Linked DNA regions of Homo sapiens: region 1 is linked to region 2. Evidence: chromatin contacts called from ENCODE Hi-C data. All regions are on one chromosome and are shown on one strand. Each heading gives the region's core, a stretch centred on a gene start or an enhancer-like site at or near the end of the contact. The rest is flanking DNA. Distances are from core to core; before and after follow the strand shown.

The links. A loop is a pair of places that touch in the nucleus more often than their neighbours do. Pooled maps may share reads with other maps.
Region 1: a loop to region 2 is called in a pooled map, with 21 times the contacts of the local background. The contact joins the promoter of MRFAP1 here to the promoter of NSD2 in region 2. A Hi-C loop is called at or near these places in 7 of 50 pooled maps.

Annotation. Positions count from the first base shown.
Region 1 is chr4:6,639,360-6,642,059 of GRCh38, forward strand. It overlaps MRFAP1 (Morf4 family associated protein 1), which reads left to right and starts at 1,326. Exons shown (of 2, transcript NM_033296.3): 1 at 1,326-1,899; 2 at 2,371-2,700. The coding sequence starts at 1,504. The coding sequence ends at 1,887. LOC124900653 (a long non-coding RNA gene) reads right to left here and starts at 1,262. Exons shown (of 2, transcript XR_007058007.1): 1 at 1,161-1,262. RefSeq lists an enhancer at 1-320 and a silencer at 2,294-2,363.
Region 2 is chr4:1,870,085-1,872,784 of GRCh38, forward strand. NSD2 (nuclear receptor binding SET domain protein 2) reads left to right here and starts at 1,309. Exons shown (of 22, transcript NM_001042424.3): 1 at 1,309-1,458. RefSeq lists an enhancer at 238-739 and silencers at 473-732, 763-992, 1,043-1,742.

The sequences.
Region 1 (2,700 bases), core at 76-2,575, 4.8 Mb after region 2:
CGGTTTGGTGAAAAGACACCCAGACCCTTCTGACTGTCATCCAAGGAAGAAGGAAAACTACTCTTTAAAAAGGCAGAAAGGGCCAGGCGCACGGCTCATGCCTGTAATCTCTGCACTTTGGGAGGCCCGAAGTGGAAGGATCACTTGAGGCCAGAAGATCAAGGCTGCAGTGAGCCATGATCCCACCACTGGACTCCAGCCTGGGCGACAGACCGAGACCCTGCCTCAATAAAAAAAAAAAACTTTTTAAATAATAATAAGTAAATAAGGCCCGGCACGGTGGCTTACGCCTGTAATCCCAGCACTTTGGGAGGCCGAGGTGGATGGATCACGAGGTCAGGAGATCGAGACCATCCTGGCTAACACGGTGAAACCCCGTCTCTACTAAAAATACAAAAAATTAGCCGGGTGCGGTGGCAGGCGCCTGTAGTCCCAGCTACTCGCGAGGCTGAGGCAGGAGAATGGTGTGAACCCCGGAGGTGGAGTTTGCAGTGAGCCGAGATCGTGCCACTGCACTCCAGCCTGGGCGATAGAGCCAGACTCTGTCTCCAAAAAAAAAAAAAAAAAAAGTAAATAAAACGGCTGAGGGGACTCAGGTCCCCCTGCGTGAAAGGAAGGGGCTTTAAGCGTCCACCTGGGGTAGCTGCATTATCACGTAGGATCCTCCTCTTCTAGTGTGGAAGGCCCTTTTTAATTTTCATTTATATTTTATTTATTTATTTTGCGACGGAGTCTCACTCTGATGCACAGGCTGGAGAGCAGTGGCGCGATATGGGCTCACTGCAACCTCCGCCTCCCGTTTTCAAACGATTGTCTCAGCCTCCCAAGCAGCTGGGGTTACACGCGTGCAACACGACGCCCGGCTAATTTTTGTATTTTTGGTAGAGACGGGGTCTCGCCATGTCGGCCAGGCTGGTCTCGAATTCCTGACCTCAAGCCATCCACCCACCTCGCCTCCCAACGTGCTGAGATTACAGGCGTGAGCCACCGCGCCTGGGAAGTGCGGGAGGCCTTTTTAAAAAATGTAAACTCGCGTGCTCAAGAAGCCCTATCGGAGGGAAACACCCAGAAGAGGCCACCCTCCAAACACAGGGTAAAACAGGGGTGACGCACAGAGGTAACGGGAAAGCAGGAACGAGCGAGAGCGTGCGGTCCCGTACCTGCGCGTGCCTGCGTGCGCGTCCGTGCGGCCGCGACGCCGCCGCCGGTGCCTCTCTTTCTAGACGTGCGCGCGCCCGCAGCTCGCCCCCCTGACCGTAAAGAGGCCCGGCTGTGTCGTGAAAGGGGCCGCAACGCGCAGAGCGCTGGTTGACGGCCGGGACTCCATTTTGTTCGCCGTTACTCTGCGCGTAAGTCGCTTGTCCGTGGCTTCTCTGAGAAGAAAAGTTGAAAAAGGGTAAAAGTTTTCAGGAATATTCGGGCTCTCTATTGCTAAGCATAGCGAGTGTCGGTTTTCTCTCTCCAACAGACATCGCTATTGCGGTTCCGAGGCAGTGGGAAGAGATGCGGCCCCTGGACATCGTCGAGCTGGCGGAACCGGAGGAAGTGGAGGTGCTGGAGCCCGAGGAGGATTTCGAGCAGTTTCTGCTCCCGGTCATCAACGAGATGCGCGAGGACATCGCGTCGCTGACGCGCGAGCACGGGCGGGCGTACCTGCGGAACCGGAGCAAGCTGTGGGAGATGGACAATATGCTCATCCAGATCAAAACGCAGGTGGAGGCCTCGGAGGAGAGCGCCCTCAACCACCTCCAGAACCCGGGCGACGCGGCCGAGGGCCGGGCGGCCAAGAGGTGCGAGAAGGCCGAGGAGAAGGCCAAGGAGATTGCGAAGATGGCAGAGATGCTGGTGGAGCTGGTCCGGCGGATAGAGAAGAGCGAGTCGTCGTGAGCGCGGTCGGCGGTAAGTCGGGCACCCGCGCCAGGCCGAGGAGCGGCCCCAGCTTGGCCGCTCTTCGAGAGCGATGATTTCATCGAGATGCACCGGAATCGGGGGTGGGGCGGGAGAATAAAGGCGTGCTCGGGTCAGGGCCGATCTGGGCCCCGTCTTCGTGTTTTGTTTTTTGACGGTGGCGGCGTGGGATAATCAGAGTGGCCGGGTTTGGGCGTGATGCGTGTTCAGTGGAAGGGTCATAAATCTCAGAGTCGCCAAGGAAACAGAAACGGACAAGGTCCCGGGCCGTCCAGCAAGCGGGGGTGGAAATAGAGGATTTTCGGGGAAGACGTTGGACAAGTCAACGTTGCTAGAGACTGGAGTGAGTCAGGTGGTGGCCAGAAGAGGTGGCGTCCTGCACAGTGGCGTTCGTGAGGGTTTGGGGGTCGTTGTGCCTGGGATTAACCTCTCGATGATGAATTTCTTCCCATTGTGCTTTAGGTTTCCAGCCAATGGATTCTGGTCAACTGGTGGAGATTGGCTGACACCCTGGAGAAGCCGAAACCAGAGAGCCTTTTGTTTTCTCTTTTTTCCTGTCTATGCTCTGTCTCACTTAACACTACGTTTTCTGCTATGGTCTGTGGTTGATGACCTCAATATGAGTTTCGATTGTTAACGTGTTTTTGTTTGGGAAGTAATTTTGTTTGAAAATGCTCTCACATACAGGAATTAGGGCCTAGATTGTAAGCTCTTGCAGCAGTCACATTTGTTCCCGGGCTTTGGTGGTTATTTCTAAATTTTTGAGGTGCTTTGCTATTTCTTGTGTGACCT
Region 2 (2,700 bases), core at 59-2,558:
TTTTTTTGGGGGGGCCACAACTCAACCCATACAGGGGCCCAGCACCTGTGAAGGGACAGCAGCGGAGGCGGCGCGGGAGAGGAAGAGGAGGTGAACTGTGGCCACTCCTTGGTGGCTGGAGGTGGGTCCGGGGAGGCAGGACCTGGGCTGAGGTGTCGTTCTATAGCCCGGGTAGCGCACTTTCACAAAGCTCTCCTTGACCAAACTCTCGCCAGGCTCCCCTGGGCCCGCTTCTCAGCGAGGGCTCAAGCTGGGCCTGTAAAGCTCGAGCAGACACTAAGGCTCAAGGCCGAAGGTGTTCCCGGCTCCCTGAACCTGCGTGACAGAAAACCCAAGGCCGCCGGCTCCGGCAGCACCTGGAGGCAGGAGCCGAACTTCCATGGGCGGCGGGCAGCAAATCACACCGGCTTCAACCGCCCGGCCCGCCCACTTTTTGCAGCGTCTGACTTCCCCGCTCGCCCGCGCCGCTTCCTCCTCCTCCCTGTGCCGCACGCAGTCGCCCGCGCCACCCCCTGAAGCCCGGCTCTACCGCAGCGGCGCTGGGGTAGCGCCCCTGGACCAGGCGTCCTCCCCTCGCGAGCGGTCCTCCCGCAGCCGCGCCCAGCTCCGGGTCGGACCCTCGCCCGGGGGACTCGTTCACGCCCTGCGGCCGTTAGGCGGGAAGAGCACGACGCCCTGCCCTGCCCCGTCGTGGCGTCTGACCCTCTCCGCCACGTCTGTTCTGAGGCTCCGGGCCCGCCACGGCGGGGCCTCTGCGGCGGTTTCCCCACCCGTCCCCGCACTGCCGCTCCGCGAGGCGGACGCCGCTAGCAGCCTCCCGCGGGCCCCAGGCCCCGCGCCCCTCTCACGGGACAGGAGCTTGGGGACCCGCGCGGGCGGGCCGCGCGCCCAACGCCAGCCTCCGCGGCCGCGCGCCCACGGCTCGGGGGCGCCGGCTCCGGACGGTGATTGGGCGCGGATCGTGACGTCACTGAGCGCGGCGCCCGCGGGCGCCGGGTCTGGGCCGGGTGCGCGCCGCCGAGTAGCGGGAGCAGGGCGCGCGCCCGGCGCTACTCTGAGGCGGCTCGCGGGGCCCGCGGCCCGGCCCTCCCGGCGCTGCCAGCCCCGCCCGCCCGCGCGGCCCCCACCCGCCGCGTGCCTGCCCGCCCCGCCCGTGCGCGGCCCCGGCGCGGATTTGAAAAGCCCGGTCCGCGGGCCCCGCGAGCGCGGCAGCCAATCAGCGGCGCGCACTTTTCCCGCGGCTTCTGCGAGGCGGCGGCGGCCCCGGCTGCGGCGGCGGCGGCGGGCGGGAGGCGCGGGGGCGGGGTCGGCGCCGCGCGCGAGAGCCTCGGCCTGGCCGCGCTGCGCCCGCCGCCGCCGCCGCCCCCTCCCCGCCTGGGCCCTACCGCCGCACGGCCCCGGCCCCCTCCCAGCCTGCCGCTCCGGAGAGCCGCCCGCCGAGGATGCGACGCACCGCAGGTCACTGGGGCGCCCGCCCAACAGTCGCGGGCCGCCAACCGCCGGGGCTGGGGCCGGGAGGCCGGGCTGTGGGAGGCCTGAGGGGCGGCGGGGAGGACCGCGGAGGCCTGAGGGGGCGGGAGCGCCGGGAGGAGTGGGGGCACTGAGGAGGCCTGAGGGGCCGGCTCAGGGGCTGGGGGACCGGGAGGCCGGGCGGCCTGAGAGGGTCGTGGGGACCGCGAGGACCGCGGAGGCCTGAGGGCCGGCGGGAGGACCGGGCGGACCGCGGAGGCCGGGACGAGTCCGGGCAGGGGAGGGGCGGCGGCCTGCGGGCGGCGGCGGCTAACGGGGCCGGGCGGGCGGGCGCGGCCATGTTGGGCCCGGCCGGGCCCTGCGGCTGCACCTGTGCCCGGCCCGGCCGAGGCGGCCGCCTTTGTTCCCGCGGCGCCGAGCGGGTCGGGCCGGCCTTTGTGCGGCGCCCCCGGTCCGGGGCGGCCGCGGTGGGAGGGGCAGGTTGGGGTCCCGGGGCCGGCGCCGGGGCCAGGGGTCGGGCCGAGGGTCGCTTTTTGTTTGCAGGCGGTGTCTGGCGTTGACACTCGCGGCGCCCGGGCGTTGGTCAGCGCGGACGCTCCCCCGGGAAGCCGGGCCGCGGTCCGGCCCTTGGCAGGTGGAGGCGGGGGTGAGCCGGGTGTGGGTACCCTGCTGGGGGGCTGCGCGCCCTCGGCGTCCGGGCCTCCGCCTGGGATGTTCCCCTCGCCCCAGGATGCAGATTGATAGTCCTTGAAGCCTCAGTGCATGAGATGGGACCTGGCGACTTAATGGCTGGTTTTGCTCCACTCACAGGAACCGTGGTTTAAAATCTCGGCGTTTAAAAAATGCTGGTCTTAAGTTTCGGTAGAAATAAAATGGATGAGGGTATTGTATAGGACCCATTGCAGCACGAATCTTTCTGTGCCCACGATGGGCTTTGACATTCAAGTGGAAACATAGTATCAAAACTGATGTGGTGACGTTAATCGTTTTTAGGTAGATAACGTGTATTTTGTGTGTGTGTGTGTGTGTGTGTGTGTGAGAGAGAGAGAGAGAGAGAGAGAGAGAGAGAGAGAGAGAGAGAGCGCGCAGACCCTGTGAAGACAAGACTAATTGGATAAAGTTCAGGCCTGGCTCAGGAGCAGCTCTTCAGTGCTACCCACCTGCTTCACAGACTTTCAAGCCTTGATTTTTAAATGAGTTAAACGCCAGCATCACGCATGGGTTATATTC